Regions from separate parts of the Homo sapiens genome. Here region 1 is linked to region 2. Evidence: read pairs that join two places in POLR2A ChIA-PET (ENCODE). Cell type or tissue: Caco-2. All regions are shown on one strand. Links, peaks and the distances in the headings refer to the core of each region. The heading gives the core; the rest is flanking DNA.

Evidence for each region. ChIA-PET counts read pairs that join two places held together with the same protein. Peaks named below come from ENCODE experiments on the same cell type or tissue, not always from the same donor. Only the 100,000 strongest peaks of a DNase experiment are listed, where the experiment ranks them.
Region 1: POLR2A ChIA-PET joins it to region 2 with 22 read pairs; 5 of 35 experiments call an interaction of 5 or more read pairs at or near these places.

Annotation. Positions count from the first base shown.
Region 1 is chr15:64,214,593-64,219,967 of GRCh38, reverse strand. CSNK1G1 (casein kinase 1 gamma 1) reads left to right here. Exons shown (of 12, transcript NM_022048.5): 5 at 3,255-3,406. Among named protein-coding and RNA genes, the nearest start is that of PPIB, 54 kb to the right of the region's middle. In Caco-2, for the core only: no CTCF peak of the experiment used is centred there; a DNase peak (open chromatin) is centred at 2,777.
Region 2 is chr15:64,725,347-64,730,721 of GRCh38, reverse strand. No RefSeq gene overlaps it. Among named protein-coding and RNA genes, the nearest start is that of OAZ2, 25 kb to the right of the region's middle. In Caco-2, for the core only: a CTCF peak has its summit at 2,341 (motif pointing right); a DNase peak (open chromatin) is centred at 2,341.

The DNA.
Region 1 (5,375 bases), core at 263-5,262, 510 kb after region 2:
ATCCCATCTCTACTAAAAATTTAAAAATTAGCTAGGTGTGGTGGTACGTGCCTGTAATCCCAGCTACTTGGGAGGCCGAGGCACGAGAATCACTTGAACTCAGGAGGTGGAGGTTGCATTGAGCTGAGATCGTGCCACTGCACTCCAGCCTGGCAACAGAGCGAGACTCTGTCTCAAAAAAAAAAAAAAAGAAAAGAAAAGAAAAAGAAAAAAAGAAGGGGAGAGGCATCCCTGTAATCTTAGCACTTGGGAGGTCAAAGCAGGAGGATCAGTTGAGCCCAGAAATTCAAGACCAGCCTGGACAACATAGTGGGAGCTCATCTCTGGAAAAAATTTAAGAAACTAGCCCGATGTGGTGTCATGTGCCTGTGCTCCCAGCTGTTTGGGAGGCTGAGGCAGGAGGATTGCTTGGTCCCAGGAGGTCGAGGCTGCAGTGAGCCATGGTCATACCACTGCCCTCCAGCCTGGGTGACACAGTGAGACACTGTCTCAAAAGAAAAAAGGAGAGGGAGAATGGATATTGGGCATGCAAACAACAGGCGCTGCCACAACCTGCTTTGAAGAATATAATATTTATATTAGGAAAATAACATTTTAGTGGCATTAAATCCTTATATAGGACATAAATTTAAAAGATCCCCAAACTGCATTTACCATGTGTCTGATTAATAAAAGCAGTAAATCTCTAGGACAGAGTGTTCTGCTTTGGATGTCTCAGCAGGAGTCATTGGAAACAACTAGTTGGGTTTTATATATTTTTAAAAAGCTGAAAAATGACTTCTTCAAAACAACCGGGAAAAAAAGACTCTTTGGGGCCTGGTGTGGTGGCTCACGCCTGTAATCCCAGCACTTCGGGAGGCTGAGGCGGGCGGATCACCTGAGGTCAGGAGTTTGAGGCCAGCCTGGCCAACATGGGGGAACGCTGTCTCTACTAAAAATACAAAAATTAGCTGGGCGTGGTGGTGTGCACCTGTAATCCCAGCTACTCAGGAGGCTGAGGCAGGAGAATGGCTTGAACTCGGGAGGCGGAGGTTGCAGTGAGTCGAGATGGCGCCAGTGCACTCCAGCCTGGGCTACAGAGTGAAACTCCATGTAAAAAAAAAAAAAAAAAAAAACACTTCAAATTAAATCCTTTTCTCTTTTGGAGATAGGGAGAATCAAGACAACAACAAAAACAATTGAACAGATATTTATTGAACTAGCAGGAGTAACATATGTTAGAGGATACAAGCTAGGAATAAACATATTTAAAGAAAATGTTCAAGTTGTTTAGGATTTAGGCCGGGCATGGTAGCTCTCGCCTGTAATCCCAGCATTTTGGGAGGCTGAGGTGGATGGATCACTTGAAGTCGGGAGTTCGAGAGCAGCCTGGCCAACATGGCAAAACCCTGTCTCTCCAAAAAATGCAAAAAAAAATTGGTGGACACCATGCCTGTAATCTCAGCTACTTGGGAGGCTGAGGCGCAAGAATTGCTTGAACCCAGGAGGCGGAGGTTACAGTGGGCCAAGATTGCGCCACTATACTCCAGCCTGGGTGACAGAATGAGACTCTGTCTAAAAAAAAAAAAAAGTTGTTTAGGATTTAATGAATCAAGATAGACTAATACAATATATGAAATAGTTATTAATTCCAAATATGTGAGACCTACCCTCGAGAGAAGTATGTGTTAGATGTACATCTGTCTATATCCCACCCATAGAAATAAAAAGGGAATGGGGCTGGACACAGTAGCTCATGCCTGTATTCCCAGCACTTTGGGAGGCCAAGGAGGGAGGATTGCTTGAGCTTGGGAGTTGTTCAGGACCAGCCTGAGTAACATAGTGAGACCCCATCTCTATAAAAAATCAAAAATTTAGTCTGGTGTGGTAGAGCGAGCCTACAGTCCCAGCTGCTACTTGGGAGGCTGAGCTGGGAAGATCGCGTTAGTCCGGGAGGCAGAGATTGCGAGCCGAGATCTTACCACTGCACTCCAGCCTGGGTAACACTGAGACCTTGTCTCAAGTTAAAACACTTAGAGGCAGAAGCAAACAATAATCTACAACATATGCAACTGTAGACCACTATATACATAAATATATAAGATGGGAATGTTTCTGCTCTGTGAAACCAGATAATTTTTTAAGTGTTCTATAATCTTTTTTTTTTTTTTTTGAGATGGAGTCTCGCTCTGTCACCCAGGCTGGAGTGCAGTGGCGCCATCTCAGCTCACTGCAACCTCCGCCTCCTGAGTTCAAACGATTCTCCTGTCTCAGCCTCCTGAGTAGCTGGGACTATAGGTGCGTGCCACCATGCCCAGCTAATTTTTGTATTTTCAGTAGAGACAGTTTCACCATGTTGGCCAGGCTGGTCTCAAACTCTTGACCTTGTGATCCACTCACCTCAGCCTCCCAAAGTGCTGGACTTACAGGCATGAGCCACTGCGCCTGGCGTCTGTAATCCTATTTAATATCTACTATTCTCATGGTACCAGTTATATATTTAGTGAATGCCTCATATTTACAATGCACTTTATAAAGGAAATTCATTCACAATTTGCCACTTAGGTGAGAAAGTCTGGATTTTGGCTTCTTAATAGTTATGAATTTCAAATCTGGGGAAAACCCAGCCTTGTGTTTTTTCCCCCTTTTCCTTTCATCAGCACTTATCAGCAACCAAACACTAAGTGTCTGTTGACTTTTCTCCAGCTGATAAAAAACAAAAAACTATAGAGACTCCCTGTGAAAAGAGGGCCAGTTGTGCTGGCCTGGGGCCAGGCTGCACGCTCTGTGACCTTGCCTCTTCAGTCTGAGTTGTCCATAGGGCAACAGTTCCAAATAGCCCATGTGGCTATGGCAGTAAGCATAGAGAGTGCTCATGAACCAGATAATGTAACAAGTTATGTTAGCCTGGCCTTTGAGCTCAGTGAGCCATCCTTTGAGCCTTTTATGATACTGCACTTTCAGGCATCCTTTTGGGAAGATCCAATGGATCAGGGACCATTCTCTATCTTATAGCAGTGGAAATGTTTTTGGCACTGTGGTATTAAATAACTACTCATTTGAACGTATTGTGCAATGACTTAGCCTTTCCCATCATTATTAGTTCCCATTGAAGCTGTTGTGCTCAGTTTGAGTTTCCAGTAGGGACTATGAAAGAAAATGGAAATCTCACAAATTGTACTTTTAAAAATATTTTATTCAGTGCTAATACTGTTATCTCATATTTTGGCTTTTGTGTCTCCCACTGTATACCCCCATTTCCCCTCTGCTTTCAGGTGAAGGTCTCCCACAGGTGTATTACTTTGGACCATGTGGGAAATATAATGCCATGGTGCTGGAGCTCCTTGGCCCTAGCTTGGAGGACTTGTTTGACCTCTGTGACCGAACATTTACTTTGAAGACGGTGTTAATGATAGCCATCCAGCTGGTAAGTTGGAATTGCTCTTCTAGAAGAGAATAAGCTGGTTCCTCAGCCACATCCTTGTGGGCCTTTTGGTGATTTACTAGCCGTAGCAACACATCAAGAATTAGTACTCACAGGCTTGATGGCATTCTGGGAAGCTGGCTGGGGCAAAAAGGGTAAATTCAGAGAAGTCACACTACATCTGCAATTTGCTCTATTTTAAGACTTTGCACCTTGGAGCAATGCTCTGCCCTTAACTGAAGAGGAAGTATATAATTTAGATTAGGGAGAAAGAGGTCGATTAGATGGAGTTGTAAAAATGTGAATAATTTATTTGATTTTGTTTTGTTTTGTTTTTCATTTTTGAGACAGGGTCTCTGTCACCCAGGCTAGAGTACAGTAGCATGATCATAGCTCAGTGCAACCTCAAACTCCTAGGCTCAAGTGATTCTCCTGCCTCAGCCTCTCCAGCAGCTAGGACTGCAGGTGCCATGCCAGCTCATTTAAAAAAAAAAAAGTGTTTTGGAGACAGACTCCCACTATGTTGCCCAGGCTTGTCTAAACTGGTCTCAAGCAGTCCTCCCACCTCGGCCTCCCAATGTGCTAGGATTACAGGCATGAACCACTGCACCCAGCCTATTTATGTGTTTTAAATATAGCTGTAAGGTTTTGTCATGTCCTATCTCTCCCTTCACTGTTGCAACCAAGAAAAGATTGATGTTATAACCCATTGCACTAACACTCAGATTCAAAATTGTGTGACTAGGAATTTGCTGTAGTTCTCAGGCCTCCAGTTCTCTCAGAGACAAATTTCAGCTGAAGAGGCAGCTCTTGTAGCTCCTACCAAATTATACACAAATACCAGTTTAAGAAGCAGTTCCAACAGTTCCTTTGAGAAGTTTGTCACAAGCCCTTTGGGGAAGGATGCAAATATATCTTCATTTGTTTAAAATGGTAATGGTCTCTCCCACTGTCCTATAAAAATTTGGAAATGTTAGATAATTGACTTTGACTTTTGAGCCCCAAATTCAAATATCTGAGCTTCTCTTTCTCTACTAAAAGTTAGTAGAAAAGGGCTGGGAATGGTGGCTCACGCCTGTAATCCCAGCACTTTGGGAGGCCAAGGTGGGCGGATCATGAGGTCAGGAGATCGAGACCATCCTGGCTAACGCAGTGAAACCCCATCTCTACTAAAAATACAAAAAATTAGCTGGGCGTGGTGGCGAGCGCCTTTAGTCCCAGCTACTCAGGAGGCTGAGGCAGGAGAATGGCGTGAACCCAGGAGGTGGAGCTTGCAGTGAGCCGAGATCGTGCCACTGCACTCCAGCCTGGGCGACAGAGCAAGACTCCATCTCAAAAAAAAAAAAAAAAAAAAAAAAAAGTTAGTAGAAAAGCTTAGTAGATAGAAATACTTAATAAAATTTGAAATGCTTTTATGATTATTATTTTTGGTTATATTTAACTTAACATAAAAACTATAGCCCTGGCCAGGCATGGTGGCTCGTGTCTATAATCCCAGCACTTTGTGAGGCTGAGGTGGGAGGGTCACTTGAGGCCAGGAGTTTGAGACCAGCGTAGGCAACATAGACCCCATCTCTACAAAAATAATCTGAAAATAAATTTAAAACAACAACGATGAACTGTTTCGGCCAGGCATGGTGGCTCATGCCTGTAATCCTAGCATTTTGGGAGGCCGAGGAGGACGGATCACCCAAGGTCAGGAGTTTGAGACCAGTGTGGCCAACATGGTGAAACCCTGTCTCTACTAAAAATACAAAAATTAGCCAGGCATGGTGGCATGTGCATGTAATCCCAGCTACCCGGGAGGCTGAGGCACGAGAATTGCTAGAACCCAGGAGGCTGAGGCTGCACTCCACCCTGGGTGACAGAGCAAGACTCCGTCTCAAAAATAATAATAATAATAATGAACTGTTTCCCTGTCTCTGCTGCTAATTAGCTATGTGATGTCAGGCCAGTATTAACTTCTCTGGGC
Region 2 (5,375 bases), core at 83-5,082:
GGCAGAAGAATGGCATGAACCCAGGAGGCGGAGCTTGCAGTGAGCCGAGATCGCGCCACTGCACTCCAGCCCTCCAGCCTGGGCAACAGAGTGAGACTCTGTCTCAAAAAATAAGAAAAGAAACCCCTGGATGTCATAGTAACAAAGTTGAGAACCCACTATTGATATTTTCAGGAATTACATTCCTAATTTCTCTCATGTCTGGGAGATTTTGCCCATTGGAATGGGTAAAATCCAGGGGATAGACCCCCCTGGAAACTCAAATTTGGGCTGTTCTCTCTCAGTGCGCTTTACTCAGGGGTCACTCCGTCGTCAGCACTGCCAGGCACTGTCTCGTCTGCAAACCTTGCTGGTGCCTGCACATACTGGACGTTCTTTCAGGGCATAGGTCATGCCATTGTCACTCACCAGCACAGTCCAGGGCCTTTGGTGATACCTAACACATGACTGGGAATGGCTACTTCATTTTTTTTTTTTGAGACAGGGTCTTGCTCTGTCACCCAGGCTGGAGTGCAGCAGTGCAGTCAGCTCACTGCAGCCTCCATCCTGGACTCAGGTGATCCTCCTGCCTCAGTCTCCCAAGTAGCTGGGACTACAGGTGTGCACCACCATGCCTGGCTAATTTTTTTTTTTTCTTTTTTCTTGAGACGGAGTTTCGCTTTTGTTGCTCAGGCTTGAGTTCAATGGTGCAATCTAGGCTCAATGCAACCTCCGCCTCTCGGGTTCAAGTGATTCTCCTGCCTCAGCCTCCCGAGTAGCTGGGATCACAGGTGCCTGCCATCACACCCGGCTGATTTTTGTATTTTTAGTAGAGATGGGGTTTCTCCATGTTGGTCAGGCTGGTCTCAAACTCCTGATCTCAGGTGATCTGCCCACCTCGGCCTCCCAAAGTGCTGGGATTACAGGCTTGAGCCACCACACCCGGCCATGCCTGGCTAATATTTTTAAACATTTTTTGTAGAGACAGGGTCTCACTATGGTGCCCAGGCTTGTCTCAAACTCCTGGGCTCAAGTGATCTGCCTGCCTCGTCCTCCCACAGTGCTGGGATTACAGGCAGGCAGTGACTTTCCTGTCCCTGCAGGTCTTCGAGTATACGCTGATGATGCTTAGTGGTGGTACTCGGGAAGCAATTCAAGCACTAGATGCCTGGTGGACCCCCGTCCTGATATATATATATATATAAAATGTTATCTATAATCTATATAATATACATATATAATACATACATAGCTGGGATTACAGATGCATGCCACCATGCCCGGCTGATTTTTGTATTTTCAGTAGAGACGGGGTTTTGCCATGTTGGCCAGGCTGGTCCCGAAATCCTGACCTCAGGTGATCCGCCCAACTCGGCTTCCGAAAGTGCTGGGATTACAGGCATGAACCACTGCGTTGGGCCCTGTCCTGATATTTTTTGACCCTGTTCTCCATCATGAAGTGCTGGACTTAGTCAAGAGTTGGAAACTCGCACTCTGCAGGAAGTGAGGAGACTGAGGGAGGCAGGCTGGGTGACTGGGTGACAGGAGAAGGGGGCAGTGGTTGCCCCTCAACCCCTGCCAGCTGCTGCTCAGCAAGGTGGGGACTCCATGTGGCTTCATGTTTTGATTTTTCAACAGAAACTGGACATTCAGATTTTAATGTGAAAAGTCCTGATTTTGGATGCCGACAACAAACCATATAAAGCCATTTCGTGCACTATACTATGGCCCATGTGCTTATTACTTTGCAACTTCAGGTCAAAGATTCCTAGTTTTCACTCTGTGCAGTAACTATAGGGAAAAAAACTGCCAAGTGCACAGTTACGCCCAACCCATAGGTATGACCCCTTCCTCTCCCTCCTTTGTTTTCTTCTTCTTTTTTTTTTTTTTTTTTTTTTTTTTTGGAGACGGAGTCTCACTCTGTCGCCCAGGCTGGAGGGCTGGAGTGCAGTGGCAGTGCAGTGGCAGGATCTCGGCTCACTGCAAGCTCCGTCTCCCGGGTTCACGCCATTGTCCTGCCTCAGCCTCCCGAGTAGCTGGGACTACAGGCGCCCGCCACCACACCCGGCTAATTTTTTTGTATTTTTACTAGAGACGGGGTTTCACTGTGTTTAGCCAGGATGGTCTCGATTTCCTGACCTTGTGATCCCCTTGGCCTCCCAAAGTGCTGGGATTACAGGCCGGAGCCACCGCGCTTGGCCATTTCCTTCTTTTGCTTCAGCCATCAAAGAGCCAGGCCCAAAGGCTGGGCTATCTGAGCATGTTGCCCTTACCCACATCCATCCCATCTCCCCTGAGGAAGAACCAGCTCTGGGCTTCCTTAGAACGCTGTATCTGCAATGCTCCCAGAGGCCACCAGAGGGCAGGGTAGAATGCCGAAAACTATTGGTTTGGGCTAGTGGACGGGCAGGGGTTGTGATCTCAGTCTGGCATCCAGGTTTGGAGGTTCAGGAAGGCAGCTAGGGTTGCTCCCTGAGGGTGCAGTGTGGCTCACCATTCCCAGACACACCTCCCAGTGGATGCCCATCACCTCATTTGTGGATCATAGGAGCAACTTTCTTTCTTTAAAAAAGAAAAACACCCAGGCTGGAGTGCAATGGTACTAGCCACCACCACCAGCTAATTAAAATAAAATTTTTGTAGAGATGGGGGTCTCACTGTGTTGCCCAGGCTGGTCCCAAACTCCTGGGTTCAAGCAATCTTCCTGCCCTCAGCCTTTGAAAGTACTGGATTACAGGCATGAGCCACTGTGCCTGGCCCATAGGAGCAACTTTCTGTCGGTACTTTCTGTCCTTAGCTGTTTTTCCCCAACACACACTGTCTCTCATGCCCCCCAACCACCCAGCAGTCACTGATATCAGGCTGGTCTGCCCCAGACCCACTCGCTACAGACCTTGTCAAGAGCCTTCAATAGCTCCTTGTTACATAAAGCTGGACCATCCAGTTTCTCAGAAGTGGAGTATTGGGATGCTGATCCCAGTTAGGTGAGTGGGAGTGAGCTGAAGAGGCTCTTATTTCCTTCATCTCAGTGTAATTGTAAGGGTAGGCCTTGCTGTTCCAACTTCATACATGAGGAGATGAAGCACGCGGAGAAAAGTGTCTGCCATCAAACTGAACTCAAATACTTTCTGAGTGTCCGTGTTTGATGGTGTAGGGGATACAAAAAACCTGAAGATAGGGTTCCCATCCTCAAAGAGACTATATAGCCTGTTAGGAAAACATGATACTCATCTAAAAAGATAACCAGCTCCCAGCAGCTTTCAAGTAGATAGTACAATAGCAACAGTGGGAACGTCAGAGAGTGGTCCCCGGATGTAGGGGTCAGGGAAGCCTTCAAAAAGGAAGTAGTGGTCTTCAAACTAGTATTTGCACCCCAAGAGGTACAAAAAGAATTTTCACTGTTTTTATTTTTATTTGTTTAATTTTTAAATTTTTATTTATTTACTTACTTTTTGAGATGGAGTCTTGCTCTGTAGCCCAGGCTGGAGTGCAGTGGTGCAATCTCGGCTCACTGCAACCTCTGCCTCCCAGGTTCAAGCAATTCGCTGCCTCAGGCCTCCCAAGTAGCTGAGATTACAGACATGTGCCACCACGCCCGGCTATTTTTGTATTTTTAGTAGAGACAGGGTTTCACCATGTTGGTCAGGCTGGTCTCAAACTCCTGACCTCAGGTGATCCACCCCCGTCGGCCTCCCAAAGTGCTGGGATAACAGGCATGAGCCACCTTGCCCAGCCTTAATTTTTGTATTTTTAGTAGAGACGGGATGTCACCGTGTTGACCAGACTGGTCTTGAACTCCGGGTCTCAAGTGATGCTCCCTCCTTGGCCTCCCAAAGTGTTGGGATTACAGGTGTGAGCCACTGTGCCTGGCTACAAAAAGAATTTTCTAAGGGCAGGTGGGCTTATGTTTAAGGGAATCAATTTCCAAAAAGTCTTTTTTTTTTTCTTTTTTTTTTTTCGACAGAGTCTCACTCTGTCACCCAGGCTGGAGTACAGTGGCTTGATTTTGGTTCACTGCAGCCTTGACTTTCCCGGCTCAGGCACTTCTCCCACCTCAGCCTCCCAAGTAGCTGGGACTATAGGCACGTGCCACCACACCTGGCTAATTTTGTTCATTTTTTGCAGAGGCAGGGTCTCACTATGTTGCCCAGGCTGGTCTCAAACCCCTGGACTCAAGTGATCCTCCTGCCTCAGCCTCCCAAGGTGCTGGGATTACAGGTGTGAGCCACTGTGCCCAGTGTCATCTTTAATAAGAACTATTTATGACTGAGATTGCCTGTCCTCCCTTCGTTTTTACAATTTCTTTTCTCTTACTTTACAAAAGAAATATGTAGGAAGCATGAGTGCTTCCCCTCTCTTTTTTCTGTTCTCTTCCCTCCGAGTGTTTTCCCACCTTTTAGAAGTTAGGCGTGGCCGTGTGACTTGCTTTGGACAGTGAACTATGAGCAAAAGTGTCTCTTCTGGGTAGAAGCATTTACGAGCCAGTATGTGATTCTCCTTCTTACCTTCTCTCTGCCATGGTGACTGATGACATTTTAGCTGGTAGAGTCTGGATCTCTGAGTGATGATGGTATGGATCAGAACCTCAACCAACTTGTGATGGACATTAGAGTGTTGGGGAAGATGGGGAGGAACCTTTGTTGGCTTAAGCAACATAGATTTTGATGTTGGTTGTTATTATAGCATAATTTAGTGGATATGCTACAAAGGACATATATGTCTCACCCATCCTATATCTTTTTTTTTCTGAGATGGAGTCTTGCTCTGTCACCTGGGCTGGAGTGCAATGGCACGATCTCAGCTCACTGCAACCTCCGCCTCCCGGGTTCAAGTGATGCTCCTGCCTCAGCCTCCTGAGTAGCTGTGATTACAGGCATGTGCCACCACGCCTGGCTAATTTTTGTATTTTTAGTAGAGAGGAGTTTTGACATGTTGGCCAGGCTGGTCTCGAACTCCTGACCTCAGGTGATCTGCCCACCTCGGCCTCCCAAAGTGCTGGGATTACAGGCTTTTTTTTGTTTTTTTTTTGAGACAAGTTCTCACCCTGTTGCCCAGACTGGAGTGCAGTGGTGAGATCATGGCTCACTGAAGCCTCGACCTCTCAGGCTCAAGTGATCCTCCCACCTCAACTGCCTGAATAGATGGGATTACAGGCATGTGCCATCACATCTGCCTAATTTTTGTATTTTTATTTTTATTTACTTGTTTATTTTTTTGAGAGAGTCACCCTCTGTCACCCAGGCTGAAGTGCAGTGGCACGATCTCGGCTCACTGCAACCTCTGCCTCCTGGGTTCCAGTGATTCTCCCTCACTCTCCCGAGTAGCTGGGATTAAGGTGCACGCCACCACACCGGGTTAATTTTTTTTTTTTTTTTTTTTGAGATGGAGTCTTGCTC